Linked DNA regions of Homo sapiens: region 2 is linked to region 1. Evidence: chromatin loops called from intact Hi-C (ENCODE). Cell type or tissue: endothelial cell of umbilical vein. All regions are shown on one strand. Links, peaks and the distances in the headings refer to the core of each region. The heading gives the core; the rest is flanking DNA.

What was found. Hi-C counts contacts between places; a loop is a spot of excess contacts. Peaks named below come from ENCODE experiments on the same cell type or tissue, not always from the same donor. Only the 100,000 strongest peaks of a DNase experiment are listed, where the experiment ranks them.
Region 2: it touches region 1 in a loop (5-fold over the local background); 2 of 110 quality-filtered maps call a loop at or near these places.

The regions. Positions count from the first base shown.
Region 1 is chr3:58,080,372-58,088,700 of GRCh38, reverse strand. FLNB (filamin B) reads right to left here. Exons shown (of 46, transcript NM_001457.4): 4 at 6,925-7,072. Among named protein-coding and RNA genes, the nearest start is that of FLNB, 76 kb to the right of the region's middle. In endothelial cell of umbilical vein, for the core only: no CTCF peak of the experiment used is centred there; DNase peaks (open chromatin) are centred at 4,290, 4,900 and 6,520; H3K27ac peaks cover 6,314 bases.
Region 2 is chr3:57,971,443-57,979,771 of GRCh38, reverse strand. All of the region lies in intron 2 of LOC105377104 (a long non-coding RNA gene), which reads right to left. LOC124909385 (a long non-coding RNA gene) reads left to right here and starts at 4,740. Exons shown (of 2, transcript XR_007095928.1): 1 at 4,740-4,843; 2 at 7,080-7,334. RefSeq lists enhancers at 4,410-4,946, 4,651-5,152, 5,657-6,158, 6,159-6,662. In endothelial cell of umbilical vein, for the core only: no CTCF peak of the experiment used is centred there; DNase peaks (open chromatin) are centred at 4,821 and 7,261; H3K27ac peaks cover 4,153 bases.

The DNA of each region.
Region 1 (8,329 bases), core at 9-8,008:
TGCCCTTTCCTGGTCTTCTGGCTGGACAGGGGAGCTTTTGTTGGCACTTTCTGTGTTTGTGCCCACTGGCATTTTCAGGTTGTCAGCTTCTTTCTTTGGCTCCAAGTCTGGGATATATAAAGCAAAGTAAACCCAAGGAACTCAGTACTGTGTCATTCCTCGAGTCCCAAGATCCCTGGTTGGTCTGCCTCATCCTTTTTCAGAGGCTCCCTGTGTTTTCCTTATGTATAGCCCAGGGGTTTTAGTTGTAGTTAGAAGAAAGAATTAGGAAAAGTCCTATTCCATCTTCCCAGGAGCAGAAGTCCAAATATTACCTTTTTAAAAAGCTTTTTATTATGAAGAATTCCAAACTAGGCTGGACACAGTGGCTCACACCTGTAATTCCAGCAATTTGGGAGGCCAAGGCAGGTGGATTACCTGAGGTCAGGAGTTCGAGACCAGCCTGGCCAACATGGTGAAACTCCGTCTCTACTAAAAATACAAAAATTAGCCAGGTGTGATGGTAGATGCCTATAATCTCAGCTACTCGGGAGGCTGAGGCAGGAGAATCCCTTGAACCCAGGAGGCAGAGGCGGGGGTTGCAGCGAGCCAAGATCATACCATTGCACTCCAACCTGTGAAACAGAAGTGAAACTTCAGCAAAAAAAAAAAAAAAAAAAAAAGGCTGGGCGCCGTGGTTCACACCTGTAATCTCAGCACTTTCGAGGCCAAGGTGGGCAGATCACCCAAGGTCAGCAGTTCAAGACCAGCCTGACCAACATGGTGTAACCTTGTCTCTACTAAAAATACAAAATTGGCGGGGTGTGGTGGTGCATGCCTGTAATCCCAGCTACTTGGGAGGCTGAGGCAGGAGAATTACTTGAATCCAGGAGGCAGAGGTTGCAGTGAGCCGAGATCGTGCCATTGCACTCCAGCCTGGGCAACAAGAGCGAAACTCTGTCTCAAAAAAAAGGCTGGGCGCAGTGGCTCACACCTGTAATCCCAACACTTCGGGAGGCCGAGGCAGGTGGATCACGAGGTCAGGAGTTCAAGACCAGCCTGGCCAAGATGGTGAAACCCCATCTCTACTAAAACTACAAAATTAGCCGGGTGTGGTGGTGGGCGCCTGTAATCCCAGCTACTTGGCAGGCTGAGGCAGGAGAACGCTTGAACCCGGGCAGCAGAGGTTGCAGTGGGCCGAGATCATGCCACTGCACTCCAGCCTGGGCGACAGAGTGAGACTCCGTCTCAAAAAAAAAAAAGAATTACAAACACAGATGTAGAGAGCACTGCACAGTGGACCTCCTGTACCCAGCTTCAACAACTATCAACTCACAGCTGGTCTTGTTTCACCTTCACTCCCGCCACCTCCCCTTCCTGTATTATTTTGACACAAATCCTAGACCTCAGATTTTTTATCCACAATCACTATGTATCCTTAAAAGATACTTGCAAAGTACCCACAATATCGATACCATATAAAAAAAAATAATTCCTTAATGTCAAATATTCAGTGTTCAAATTTTCAATTATCTTATAAATATCATGAATTTCTTACAGCACCTTGAGCTGCTGCTTTATCATGAATTTTTATTTGTTTGTTTGTTTGTTTGAGACAGAGTCTAGCTCTGTCGCCAGCCTGGAGTGCAGTGGCGCCATCTCGGTTCACTGCAACCTCCACCTCCCAGGTTCAAGCGATTTTCCTGCCTCAGCCTCCCAAGTAGCTGGGACTACAGGCACATGCCGCCATGCCCAGCTAATTTTTGTATTTTTGGTAAAGGGGGTTTCACCACGTTGGCCAGGATGGTCTCGATCTCCTGACCTCGTGATCCACCCACCTCAGCCTCCCAAAGTACTGGGATTACAGGCGTGAGCCACCATGCCCAGCTATCATGAATTTTTTTAACCATTAGTTTGAATAGGATCCAAATAAGGTCACATATTACAAATGGTTGCTAAGTCTCTTAAGTCTCATTTAATCTCCGGCTGTCTCTCCACCACTTCCTTTTCCTAGCTACCAATCTGTTAAAGACACTAGGTCATTTGTTACTATACTCTGGATTTCTATTCATTTCCCAATAATTTAGTTTAAGAAAAAATGGCCGTAGACTGTTATATAATAAGATAATCTTTCTGCCTAAAAAGAAAGGTAAAAATTATAAAGAACTACAAATAAATTTTAAAAGGTAGCCTTCCCACACTGCTCAGTAAGAAATGCAAAGCAAAGAAGATACACAGTTTAACTCAGCATAGAAAAAAGGCTAGAAATAAATACCTGAAACTTTGAAGGCAGGAATGAGATTGGCAGTTGGGAAGTGAGTTTCAATTTTTATTTCATATATTTTTCTTTTGCTTAAGATTTACATAACACTCAGGTTATGTAACTGATATAAGCAAATGGATTTAAACATACACCTAATAGCCAAGCATGGTGGCTCATGCCTGTAATCCCAGCACTTTGAGGGGGCCAAGGCAGGGGGATTGCTTGAGCTCAGGATTTTGAGACCAGCCTGGGCAACATGGCCAGGCTGGTCTCAAACTAAAATATTAAAAAAAAAAAAAGCTGGACATGGTGGTGCACACCTGTGGTCCGAACTACTAGGGAAGCTGAGGAGGGAGAATCACTTGAGCCCAGAAGGTCAAGGCTGCAGTTAGCCGTGATGGCATCACGACACTCCACACACAGAGAGAGAGAGTGAGACTCTATCTGAAAACGACAACAACAAAAATAAGTAAGTAAATAAACATGCACCTAAAATACTAAAAGTTCCACTTCGTGTGACTCCAGCAGCCTAAGAAACAACGTACTCTGCAGCTTGTCAAAGGTCTGGGCTTGGGTTGGTCACCCGTGGCTAACCATGGCTGGTTAGAAAGTTGAACCACACCCCAACTCTGTAAACTTCTGCGGAGCTTTGCTTACCATGAAAGGAGACAACTGGTACCCCTCTGATTACTCAGATAGAAGGGTGCTTAAGGATTGCTCTACAGTAAATGCTTCATAGAGAACTAGATTTTTACAAAGATTTCTGATTAGCTCATGGACGAATGCTTTTCACATAGCTAACCCTGCAAGGAAGCCCACCACAAAGATCTGTTTGTGGCTGGAGGTCCACCTCACCCCAGCCCTCTCTCCTTTCAACCCACTAGAACTAAGCAAGGTGGGACTCAGTGAATGGATCAACAAATGCTAACTGGCTGGCAACTGGCATCTATTAAACAATCAGGAAATAAAAAATAAAACAACACTTTCAAATCTTTTAGAAACTAGAAGATGAAACGGTCTCTCTTCCTGGGCTCAGGTGGCAGAAATGAAGCAATGTGGTCACACAGAGAAGACCAAAACTGACCCCGGCTTTCATCTAACCACATGACAGGGACATATCTCACAGCCCCACCCATGTGGCCTTGTGACCCTGTCACCTAATATGACCATTTTGTCTCCTACTTTAAAAAGCAGAGTGAGGCCACTTCCTCCTGAAAAATAAGCTGCATATAGAATTACCATATGATCCACCAATTCCACTTCTGGGTATATCCCTAAAAGAATTGAAAGCAGGGTCTCAAACAGCACTTGTACACCCATGTTTTCATAGCAGCATTATTCACAATAGCCAAAAGAATGTAACAACCCAAATGTCTATCAGCAGACGAATGTATAAGCAAAATGTGATATACACGTACAAAGGAATATTATTCAGCCTTAAAAAGGAATGAAATTCTAACACATGCTACAACATGGTGAACCCTGAAAACATATGACAAATGAAGTAAGCCAGAGAAAAAAAGACAGCATATGATTCTACTTCTAGGAGGTACCTAACAGACAGCGTATGATTCCACTTCTAGGAGGTACCTAACAGACAGCATATGATTTCACTTCTAGGAGGTCCCTAGAATAAGCAAATTCATAGAGACAGGGAGTAGAATAAAGGTTACCAGGAGCAGAGGAGAGGGGAGAATGGGGCGCTATTGTTTAATGAGTATGGAGTTTCAGTTTGGGAAGTTGAAAAAGTTCTGGAGATGGATAGCAGTGGCGGTTGCACAACAACGTGAATACACTTAATGCCACACTTAAAAATGGTTAAAATAGTGAATTTTATGTTATGGATATTTTCCCACAATTAAAAAAATGCAAAAAGCACACATATAAAAAAAAATTTTTTTTTAAAAGGGTGTGTTTCCTCTACAAGTGCACCACACTTGCTAAGAGGCAGATGAAGGAAATGGCAATGACCAGCCACATTCCTGAACCATAACAAGTGATCATTTTCTAGAAAATAGCACCGTGAAAGGAAACCGTCTCACATTAACAACAGGGAAGCCGGATGGCCAGTGATAAGGTTATTACAAACATACACTATGCCTTGATTAGATTCAGTCCATTTGACCAATCTGGTTGACAAAGGATTTAATTGGTTGTTTGCAACTGTTTTGTCATTAAGGAAGCATAACCTTTAAAGTCAGAGATTCCTCATTCCAGCCACCACCTGTGGTATGCCTTAAAGAAAGCACTTTTTTTTTTTTTTTTTTGAGACAGAGTCTCGTTCTGTCACCCAGGCTGGAGTGCAGTGGCGCGATCTCGGCTCACTGCAACCTCCGCCTCCCAGGTTCAAGCAATTCTCCTGCCTCAGCCTCCCGAGTAGCTGGGACTACAGGCTTGTACCACCACGCCAAGCTAATTTTTGTATTTTTAGTAGAGATGGGGTTTCACCTTGTTAGCCAGGATGGTCTCAATCTTCTGACCTTGTGATCTGCCTGCCTCAGCCTCCAAAGTGCTAGGATTACAGGTGTGAGCCACCAAGCCCGGCCAAAGAAAGCACTTTTAAAGAAAGTGAGGACATGCCAGCCTTCAAGTGACTGTGAATGGGAGGAGGGCTTTGAAGTCCCTAGTCCCTACATAACACAAGTGATGTCTCACACACCTCACAACCCACTGCAAACGGAACCTCAAATGGTAAGGGGTTTGTTCCAGAACTATCTGCCGGTCTAAATCATGCCCAAAAAGTCAGATGAGAAGACTCGACCACTGAGGTGAGAACAGCACGTGGTCAGCATCACTGCCCTAGCCATGTGTCGTCTTAAGAATAAGCGGATTGGGAGGCCGAGCCGGGCAGATCACCTGAGGCCAGGAGTTGGAGACCAGCCTGGCCAACATGGTGAAACCCCATCTCTACTAAAAATACAAAAATTAGCCAGGCATGGTGGTGGATGCCTGTAATCCCAGCTACTCGGGAGGCTGAGGCAGGAGGATCGCTTGAACCCAGGAGGCAGAGGTTGCAGTGAGCTGAGATCGTGCCACTGCACTCCAGCCTGGGCGACAGAGCAAGACTCTCAAAAAAAAAAAAAAAAAAAAAGACTAAGCTGATACCAAGCAGGAAAATACTTTATTCAAAGGGAACATTTGTAGGGAAGGAACATCCTACAAGACACATGCCCTTAACTATTCAGAAAGTCAGTGTCATTTAAAAAAAAAAAAAAAAAAGTTTGGGGAAATTATTTAGCATGAAAAGAGTCTAAAGAGAAATAACAAACAAATGTAGTAAGTGAACCTTAATCAGATCTTAGTTTGTAAAACAGCAACAACTATAAAAGATAATCTTAGGACAATAGAGAAATTCTACAACAAACTGAATATTAGATTATATGAAACTATTGTTAATTTTCTTACATGTGGCAATGAATACTGTGGTTATGCTAGAGGATATCCTATTCTTAGGAGAAGCTTAGTGATGTACTGAGGACAGAACTGTCACCATGCTTGCAACTTATTTTCAAATAATTCAGCAATCATACACATGAACACATATGCAAACACACACAAAGGGCAAGAGAAAACTATTAAGCTAGAATGGTAACAACTGTCAATTCTGGGAGAAGATATACAGAATACTGTGTGTATAACTATTATCCCACTGGGATAACATTTTCTTTCTCGTTTTTTTTTTTTGAGACGGAGGCTCACGCACTCTGTCACCCAGGCTGGAGTGCAGTGGCAAGATCTCGGCTCGATGCAACCTCTGCCTCCTGGGTTCAAGCGATTCTCCTGCCTCAGCCTCCTGAATAGCTGGGATTACAGGCACCCGCCACCATGCCTGGCTAATTTTTGTATTTTTTGTAGAGACAGGGTTTCACCATGTTGGCCAGGCTGGTCTCCAACTCCTGACCTCAGGTGATCTGCCCGCCTCGGCCTCTCAAAGTGCTGAGATTATAGGCATGAACCATCACACCCGGCCGATATTTTCTTAATTATGAAAAATGAGAAATAAAATGCACTCCTTCCCCTCCCCCATAGAAAAGGCATTAAGTTGTATCTGGCCATGTTGATCTTCACCAGAAACCACACTTTGCAGCCATGTAACTGTTCTCTTCACAAAGCTAGTGTGCTTGAAGTCAGGTGCCAATCACAACACCAAATGCCTTGAAATGGCTTCTACCCACTATAATGTTCTGAGCAAAACGGTGTTCCGCAGCTGCCTCGCAGTCATAAACAGGATGTCTTAGCAAGGAAGTATCTGCCAGGGGTTAACAATAGCTCCCACTCCGGCTGGAAATCTGAGGCAGGCTTAGTGTAACAGAAGGAGAAATGAATCAGCAGCCAGATGGCCCACCCCCATCACTGACTGTGGTGATCTGGGGCAAGACCAAACTCCCCCGACTCCCTACCCCGCGATTCCTCTTCTGAAAAATGGGAGCAATGGGCTACTGCACTAAAATCACCAAGCAGCAAACTTGCCCTTTCCATCTAAGCAGAAACATTTCTTAAAGCCTTAGAAAAACAAGGCAGAATAAAACAGTCATAAAATGTGTTACAAAGGAGGCTTGGGGTCTCTTTGAGGATTACACCTATCTATTTTTGATTCTAAGAACATCACTCTTGAAGCCATGAAATCATCTCCAACACCAGAGGACATGTCTCCAATACAACACCAGAGGACCAGCACTCACCTCTGCCATAGGCCCTGGCTTTCTTCGGGTTGAGTTTGGGTTTGAGAGGAGCCCCCGGCTTGAGCTTGGCTTTGGGGAACTGGGACAGGTAAGTCATAACTGAGTGCTCGTCCACATCCGGGTGAATGATTTCTTCAGGAGTGATGACCTAGGATAATGACATGGTGGATGAACACCCAGAACACATCACTTTGCAACTATTGAAGTGTTTGCAAATGCCTCTTAAACCAAGCACTACAAATATTAAGAAACTGAGTCAGCTTCTCAATTAAGTGAAATTACTTTAAACCAACACACCAATATCAGTGTTTTTAACCATTTTTGAGAAATTGCAGACCCCTTTGAAAGCTAGGGGCCCCTCTCCAAAAAATTCTGCATGTAACTTCCAAAAGTTCATTGTCCTCCCCATTCCCCAAAAGTCCATTTACTCCTCTGGTCAAAATTTCAAAAATGATAAAAGGATAAGCTATAGCAAGGCAGGAAAATGAAGAAACAAGCACACATGGGATTAGAGCATGTTACAAAAAAGTGCACAGGTTAACCAGCTTTTTCCTTTGCTTGTATACTCATGGTCTGTATCTGTATTAACTCTACTAATTAAAAAAGGTAAATAAAAAAGAAATAACATGTAAATATTAGATATGTGATCTCAATATATTAGGAGCCATTAAAAAAATAGGGAAGCCAGGCGTGGTAGCTCATGACTGTAATCCCATCACTTTAGGAGGCCAAGACAAGAGAAATCACTTGAGGTCAGGAGTTCGAGACAAGCCTGGCCAACATGGTAAAACCCAGTCTCTACTAAAAATACAAAAATTAGCCCAGTGTGGTGGCAGACACCTGTAATCCCAGCTACTAGGGAGGCTGAGGCAGGAGGATGGCTTGAACCCAGCAGGTGGAGGTTTCAGTGAACCGAGATCATGCCACTGCACTCCAGCCTGGGTAACAGAGGAGTAAGACGCTGTCTCTTTAAAAAAAAAAAAAAGGCCAGACGCAGTAGCTCACACCTGTAATCCCAGCACTTTGGGAGGCCGAGGTGGGTGGATCACGAGGTCAGGAGTTCAAGACAAGCCTGGCCAACATGGTGAAACCCCATTTCTACTAAAAATACAAAATTAGCCAGGCATGGTGGCATACACCTGCAGTCCCAGCTACTCGGGAGGCTGAGACAGGAGAATCGCTTGTACCTAGGAGGCGGAGGTTGCAGTGAGCTGAGATCGTGCCACTGCACTCCAGCCTATGTGACAGAGCAAGACTCCATCTCAAAAAAAAAAAAAAAAAATAGGGAATGGGTGAACTTCTCTTGATATTCAGCTTAGGAGCAAGACTAGACCCATCCTGGACAGGTGACTTCCCTGAAGGTGCCACCACCTCAGTTTCAGTACCATCATCTGACCCAGCCCTA
Region 2 (8,329 bases), core at 263-8,262, 110 kb after region 1:
AACTGGCCAACATAGTGAAACTCCCCCCTCTACCAAAAATACAAAAATTAGCCAGGCATGGTGGCGGGCGCCTGTAGTCCCAGCTACTTGGGAGGCTGAGGCAGGAGAATCGCTCAAACCCGGGAGGCGGAGGTTGCAGTGAACTGAGATCGCACGACTGTACTCCAGCCTGGGCTACAGAGTAAGACTCCGTCTCAAAAAAAAAAAAAAAAAAAAATAGAGATGGGGTCTCACTCTGTTGCCTAGACTGGTCAGAACCCCTGGGCTCAAGTGATCTTCCCATCTCAGCCTCCCAAAGTGCTGGGATTATAGGCATGAGCCACCATACCCAGCCTGCATCCTATCTTTAGAAAAGGCATGATAGGCCAGGCACAGTGGCTCATGCCTATAATCTCAGCACTTTGGGAGGCCGAGGCGGGCGGATCACGAGGTCAGGAGTTTGAGACCAGCCTTGCCAACAAGGTGAAACCGTCTCTACTAAAAATACAAAAATTAGCCAGGCGTGGTGGTGCATACCTGTAATCCCAGCTACTTGGGAGGCTGAGGCATGAGAATCGCTTGAACCTGGGAGGCAGGGGTTGCAGTGAGCCAAGATCATGCCACTGCACTCCAGTCTAGGCGACAGAGTGAGACTCCATCTCGAAAAAAAAATACTTTTTTTTTTTAAAGGGCATGATAATTATCTTGCTCAAAAGGCTACTATGGAGATGAAATGAAATCGTGACTGCCAGGCACCAGGCACAGGGTGCAGCTGAGGCAAAGACTTGGTGAATGGATGCTGGTACTGGTCTGTGAGCCTTTTCTTGTCCCCATTCACCTGGAGTGTCCCCTTTTTTCCCCTGAGCCCCCCAAGCCTAGCTCACTCCTGCTTAGCTTGGTCTTTGCCTCCTCCACAAAGCTGCCCTGCTCCCCAGGGTGGGGAAGTACATGGAGATCTCAGGGCATTGCTGGAGCACAGATGCATGCCCCACACCTGGTTAGTTCTGTACCAGACCTTCCACTCCATGCAGAGGATCTGTATCCATCTCAACCACAGCCATATCCCTGCACCTGCCACAAGCTCAGGCACACAATAAACGCTGAGTGAATAAAGGAAATAAGCTAGTGGATGGATGGATGGATGGATGGATGGATGGATGGATGGATGGACGGACGGACAGACAGGTACCAGGCTGAGGGACAGCGTTCATCCTGCAGGCTGTGAGTAGCACCAGGGTGTGGGGCATCCACAAGTGTGTGGCCTCGAGCCTGACAGTTCAGGCCTGAGGAATCTACATCCTGTCCCTGCCCTGGGTGGGGTGTTTGCTCTGCTCTTATTTCCACAAAACAATTAACTGCAAACACCCTCAATCCAGGGAGACAATTCTAGAAAGTCAAACGGCCCTTCCCTCCCTGACCAGGAAAGGGCGACGGGGTCTTTGCCACCTATATGTGGTTGGCTTCAGGATCCTGGAAACTGCATTCCCAAAAGCTCACAGTCTCATCTTTTAGTTTTTCTTTTACATGTAACAAAACATGCTACTCACAGGCCTTCCACTTTATCTCAGTGATTTACAGTTTCCTGCAGCCTCTCCTGAAAGATAACTTCCACCTAATTGAAATGATTATGTACTCTGCACTCGATTTTATTGTCATTTGACATCTTACTTTTTCATGAGACCAGAAGCTACTTATCTGTGTCACTGCTCCTAGCTGTGGCCAGGCCCTTGCTATACAGAATGTCATTTACTGACCCATCCCCTCAGAGTCAGACATCTGAAACCGAGGTGCTTACAGAATCTCATAATTCAAGCAGCCCCGTGGTTGGGTGCAGAACAGCATGGCCAGGGTACCGCCCTTGTGTAAAAAGGTGGAGCAAGGTACACATATTTGCCTGTCTGTGCATAAAATACCTCTGGAATGATTCACAAGAAAATGGTAACATTGTTACTTTTGGGGACAGAGATAGGAGGACTTAACACCATGTATGCCTTGGTATCTTTTGCATTTTACCACTAGGATAGGTTTTCTTTTTTTTCCTTTTCTTTTTTTTTTTTTTTTTTTTTGAGACGGAGTCTCACTCTGTCACCAAGCATGATCTCGGCTCACTGCAACCTCTGCCTCCCAGGTTCAAGCAATTCTCCTGCCTCAGCTTCCCAAGTAGCTGGGATTACAGGTGCGTGCCAGCACACCCAGCTAATTTTTGTATTTTTAGTAGAGACAGGGTTTCACCATGTTGGCCAGAATGGTCTCCATCTCTTGACCTCGTGATCCGTCCGCCTCTGCCTCCCAAAGTGCTAGGATTACAGGCATGAGCCACTGTGCCTGGCCAGGTTTTCTTTTTTAAAGGTAATTAACATTTTAAAAATCAAGATTTCCTCCTGGAGGTGAAGCCTAATTCCTGTCCTTCCTTACTTGAGGGTAGGCTAGACTTATTGACTCGCTTCCGAAGAATAGAGTATGGAAAGTGAAAAATAGTGGCTTTCCAGCAGAGAAGCCCAAGGGACACCTCCTTAACCATGTGATAAGGTGAGCCTCGCCAGTGGTACCCTGTGATGTGGCAGACTCCCTCTCAGGATGTGATGAAAGGGACGCTTCATCTCTGTGCTGTTATTTCTGCCAGGTCTGGTGTCTCACACCTGTAATCCCAGCTACTTGGGAGGCTCAGGCAGGAGGACTGCTTGAGCCCAGGACATTGAGGCTGCAGTGCACTATGATCGTGTCTGTCAATAGCCACTGCACTCCAGCCTGGGCAACATAGCAAGACTCCATCTCTAAAAAACGAAAATATTCCATGCAGGGAACCACGTGGCATTTGATGTCATGTCTCCCCTCCACTCTTTGGCAATTTCTCATTGTTTTTCTTTTTTAAAACAAAATTTTGCCCAGGTGTGGTAACTAACACCTGTAATCCCAGCACTTTGGGAAGCCAAGGTGGGCAGATCACAAGGTCAGGAGTTTGAGACCAGCCTGGCCAACGTGGTGAAACCCTGTCTCTACTAAAAATACAAAAATTAGCCAGGCATGGTGGTGGGCACCTGTAGTCCCAGCTACTCGGGAGGCTGAGGCAAGAGTATTGCTTGAACCCTGCCTCAGTGAACCTAGACTGTGCCATTGGCCTGGGCAACAGAGCAAGACTCCAGCTCAAAAAAAAAATTTTGGCCGGGTGTGGTGGCTTATGCCTGTAATCCCAGCACTTTGGGAGGTCGAGGTGGGTGGATCACCTGAGGTCAGGAGTTTGAGACCAGCCTGGCCAACATGGTGAAACCCTGTCTCTACTAAAATGAAAAAAAAAAAAAAAAATTAGGCTGGGCATGGTGGCTCACACCTGTAATCCCAGCACTTTGGGAGGCTGAGGCGGGTGGGTCATGAGGTCAGCCAGCCTGACCAACATGGCAAAACCCTATCTCTACTAAAAATACAAAAATTAGCGGGGTGTGGTGTTGTGCACCTGTAGTCCCAGCTACTCAGGAGGGTGAGGCAGGAGAATCACTTGAACCTGGGAGGTGGAGGTTGCAGTGAGCTGAGATCTCGCCACTGCACTCCAGCCTGGATGACAGAGTGAGGCTCCATCTAAAAAAAAAAAAAAAATTAGCTGGGCATGATGGCGCGCACCTGTAATCCCATCTACTCAAGAGGCTGAGGCAGGAGAATCGCTTGAACCCAGGAGGTGGAGGTTGCAGTGAGCCAAGATCGTGCCATTGCACTCCAGCCTGGGTGACAAGAGTGAAACTCCATCTCAAAAACAAAACAAAACAAAACAAAAAAACAAAAATGTTTTTTGAGACAGGGTCTAACTCTTTTGTCCAGGCTAGAATGCAGTGGGACGATCATAGCTCACTGCAGCTCAAACTTCTGGGCTTGAGCGATCCTCCCAATTCAGCCTCCGAAGTAGCTAGGATTACAGGTGCCCATCATCATGCCCAGCAATTTTTTTTTTCTGAAACAGAATCTTGCTTTGTTGCCCAGGTGGGACTTCAATTCCTGATTTCAAGTGATCCTCTTGCCTTGGCCTCCCAAAGTGTTGGGATTCCAGGCATGAGCCACCACACCAGCCCTCTCCTTGTTTCATGACTTTGATAGTATTGAGAATTGGCCTGGTATCCTATAGAATGTTCCCTACACTGGGTTCATCTGCTGGATCTAATTTTCTCATAAATAGGCCTGGCTAATAGCTTTTTTTTTTTTTTTTTTTTTTGAGACAGAGTTTTGCTCTGTCACCCAGGCTGATGTGCAGTGGCATGAACACAGCTCACTGCAGCCTTGACCTCCCACCTCAGCCTCCCGAGTAGCTGGGACTACAGGCATGTTTTCATTTTGGTAGAGACAGTCTCGCCATTTTGCCCAGGCTGGTCTCAAACTCCTGGGCTCAAGCGATCCTCCCATCTCGACCTCCCAAAGTGCTGGGATTATAGGCGTGAGCCACCACGCCCGACCCAGCCTTACCTTTATGACCCCTTAATGGTTTCTCTTATAAACTACCCACATGTCCTCTAGGAAGATGACACCAATATGTGTAGCTACCAGCAATGTACCTCCCTGCCTGATTTGTTGTGGCCTCAGACTAACTTCCTTCCAGGCATGGGCCTATTTGCTGCTGGATTCGACTGCAAAGCCCCATTCCTCTTCCTCACCCTCACCCCCAATTTGGTTTTCTGGCTCCACTCACTTACTGCTAAATCAGCATGACCATCTTTTATTGTATTTATTGTAACAGCCGTTTCTCATGTTTAAACGGCTCCACCCAATCCTAGAGGAACACCAGACCCACATGAGACCTCTATCAGCAGAACTGCTGGTGAAAATGTGAGGAATGTCTCTGTCCTTCCCTGACTCATCAGACCTCAGGATGACCTTCCTTCCTGTGAGTTATCTGCATTGACTTTTGCATCATCTGAGTGTTGGCTTTGGATGATGTCTGGGTGCTTTCTGTAGTGGAAATGGCTGAGGGCTGAGGATGTCTGGAGGCCAGAGCTGGTACCACCTATGCTACTAGCCAGCAAGGTGTCAGCTCAGGGAGGGAATCTCTTTTTTTCTTTTTTTTTTTTATTGACCCGGAGTCTCGCTCTGTCGCCCAGGCTGGAGTGGAGTGGCGTGATCTCGGCTCACTGCAACCTCTGCCTTCCAGGTTCAAGCATATTCTCCCGTCTCAGCCTCCTGAGTAGCTGGGATTACAGGCGCCTGCCACCATGCCTGGCTAATTTTTGTATTTTTTAGTAGAGACAGGGTTTCACCATGTTAGCCAGGCTGGTCTTGAACTCCTGACTTCGTTGATCCACCCGCCTCAGCCTCCCAAAGTGCTGGGATTACAGGTGTGAGCCACCACGCCCGGCCGGGAATTTCTTTTCTTTTCCTTTTTAAAATAGAGACAAGGTCTTGCTCTGTTGTCCAGGCTGGAGTGCAGTGGTGCAATCATAGCTCCTGCAGCCTTGAACTCCTGGGCTGTAGTGATTCTCCTGCCTCGGCTTCCCAAAGCACTGGGATTACAGGCATGAGCCACCACACCTGGGAGTTTCTAAATCTCAGTTTGCCCAGCTGTAAAATGGGATGATAACTTCTCTCTCATAAAGAACAGCTGAAAGTACTTTGCGAAAAGTACAATCACTTCAACTATGAGACCTCAAACCTTCTACTGAGGGCCTAAGGGCAAGATGAGAAGCGAAGGGGTGAGTGTGGGGTGAGTGTAGTCCAGAGCAGCCCTTCTCAAAATACGCTTTTTTGGGAGTGGAGTGGGGGGAGGGGATGGGATCTCAGACCTTAGCTTTAAAATTCTTGAAAACTTGACATTCTATGTGCTAAGGGCAAGGACAGCTTTAGGGCTTATGACCCATGCTCAGCTGTCGCCGAAATTCTTTAAAAAAATTTTTTTTTGAGACAAGGTCTCGCTCTATTGCCCTGGCTGGAGTGCAGTGGTGCGATCACAGCTCACTGCAGCATTGACAGCCCAGGCTCAAGCAATCCTCCCACCCCCTGCATCCCAAGGAGCTGGGACCACCAGCAGCACCACCAGGCCCGGCTAATTTGTTTGTTTGTTTGTTTCTTTGTTTGTTTGAGACAGAGTCTTACTCTGTCGCCCAGGCTGGAGTGCAGTGGAATGATCTCGGCTCACTGCAACCTCTGCCTCCCAAGTTCAAGCGATTCTCCTGCCTCACCCTCCCGAATAGCTGGGATTACAGGCACTCACCACCACGCCCAGCTAATCTTTGTATTTTTAGTAGAGACGGAGTTTCATCATGTTAGCCAGGCTGGTCTTGAACTCCTGACCGCAGGCAATCCGCCTGTCTCAGCCTCCTAAAATGCTGGGATTGTAGGTGTGAGCCACCGAGCCCAGCCTAATATTTTTATTATTTGTAGAGATGAGGTCTCACTCTATTGCTCAGGCTGATCTCTAACTCCTGGTCTCAAGCAATCCTCCTGTTTCGGCCTCCTAAAATGCTGGGATTACAGGTGTGAGCCACCATGCCCAGCTGAAATTCTTCGTAATTTCTGAAAAAGGGCCTCACATTTTCATTCTGCACCAGGCAGATCCTGCTAATGGCACTTAGTTTAAGAATGTGAGGGCTGTGGGCCACAGACTGGGATTCATCTGGAGAGGCAAAGAGGAGGCTGTGATTTGGGAGGAGGGCTGAAGCTGGGGCCCTAGGGAAAAAAGTCCCTGGGATGGGAGGTGAGCTTTTCAGAAAGTCTTGCTAAACTGGGAAGGAACCTTGCCTTTTAAATTCCTAAGAAACCTTCAGTGAAACTTCCGTTTCTGAGGTGGGGGTGGATGTGGTTTTAGAGGGACAGTGAGTCTGTGTCGGGACTGGGTCCCACTCCATACCTGCAAGGGGAGGAAGGACAGGAACATGTACTGGGTGTGCCTGGATGCCTGCCACAGGCTGGGCATATTTGCTGTGAGAAGAAAATAAACCAATAAAATAGGCTAAAGGCCTCCTCCGACTCCCCTTGTTGCTGGCTCGAGGCTGAATCTGAGCAGGGGGACCTGTTATTTCCTTGGTGTGGAGGAGTCCTGATGAGGGAAAGGGAGTCAGGCTGGTGGGACCAGGGAAAGCAAAAGCAGAAGCAGATGAGTTACAAGTCTGCCTTTCTTTGTGGTCCAGGACACAGCCCTCCTGCGCAAGTAACTCACCATCTTCCTGTGCCCAGCTACCACCAGACACCTGCAGGTGAGCTCACTGCAAGCTTGGCGTCGTGGTGCTGCGCACAGCCCTCTTCAGCACACAGTGTCAGCACCGTCCTATAAAATCTCCAGCCAGCCTTTGTTTCTTTGCAGTCGGCATCTCTCATGCAGGCTGCCCTGTCTCCTTGCAACCTATTTTTCTACTTTCTCCAATAAATCAGCCTTTTTCTGCCTACAACTGTCTTGGTAAATTATTTTACCCCCACGCCACTGGCCCAGAGAGCCATCGCTCCCCTTTGACATTTGGGCCTCCAAACTGGGATTTTGAGGGGGCAGGGACAATAGCTTCTAGTTAAGAGCTTATTCTGTGGGTCCCTGAGGAAGGGAAATGAGGCTAACAGGAAAAGGAGGTGCTCGGCTCCTGGCCTGGGCCTCAGCCCTGCTTTATGCCTCAATTCCACTTGGAAGCTGGCCAGCCGCCCTCCCTGCCCCTGACTTTACCCCAGACACCGCCTCTAAGTGGGGCCCCACCCAGCCCTACTTCCACACCTTTGTCCCCACCTGAAACCACACCCCTCCCAATGCACTAATCCAAGTCTCACCTCCTCTTCAAGGTCCAAGGCCAGACCATGTCCTCCCTGGGTCGTTCCAGCTTTACTCTCTCCTCTGAACACCTACAACACAACTGACATGGCACAGTCAGTGTCTCGTGGGCCACTGCCTCAGGGTCTTATTGTTTTATGAGGATCTATGTATTGAGCTCAGAGCTGTTCCTTAAGTGCCATATATAATAGTAAATGGCCACACGTGTGGGCCCTTGAGTCAGAGACCTGAGTTCAAATCCTGGCTGCACCGGTGTGATCTCGAGCACCTTACCCAGCATTCCTGAGCCTCAGTTGCTCCACCTATAGGGTAAGGATGGTGTCTTGGGTTTGTTGAGATAATTTATTTTTTATTTTTATTTATTTTTGAGACAGAGTGTTGCTCTGTCACCCAGGCTGGAGCGCAGTGGCATGATCTCAGCTCACTCCAACCTCTGCCTCCCAGGTTCAAGTGATTCTCCTGCCTCAGCTCCCTGAATAGCAGGGATTACAGTTGTGTGCCACCACGCCTGGCTGATTTTTGTGTTTTTAGTAGAGACAGGATTTCACCATGTTGGCCAGGCTGGTCTCGAACTCCTGTCCTCAAGTGGTCCTCAGCCTCCCAAAGTGCTGGGATTATAGGCGTGAG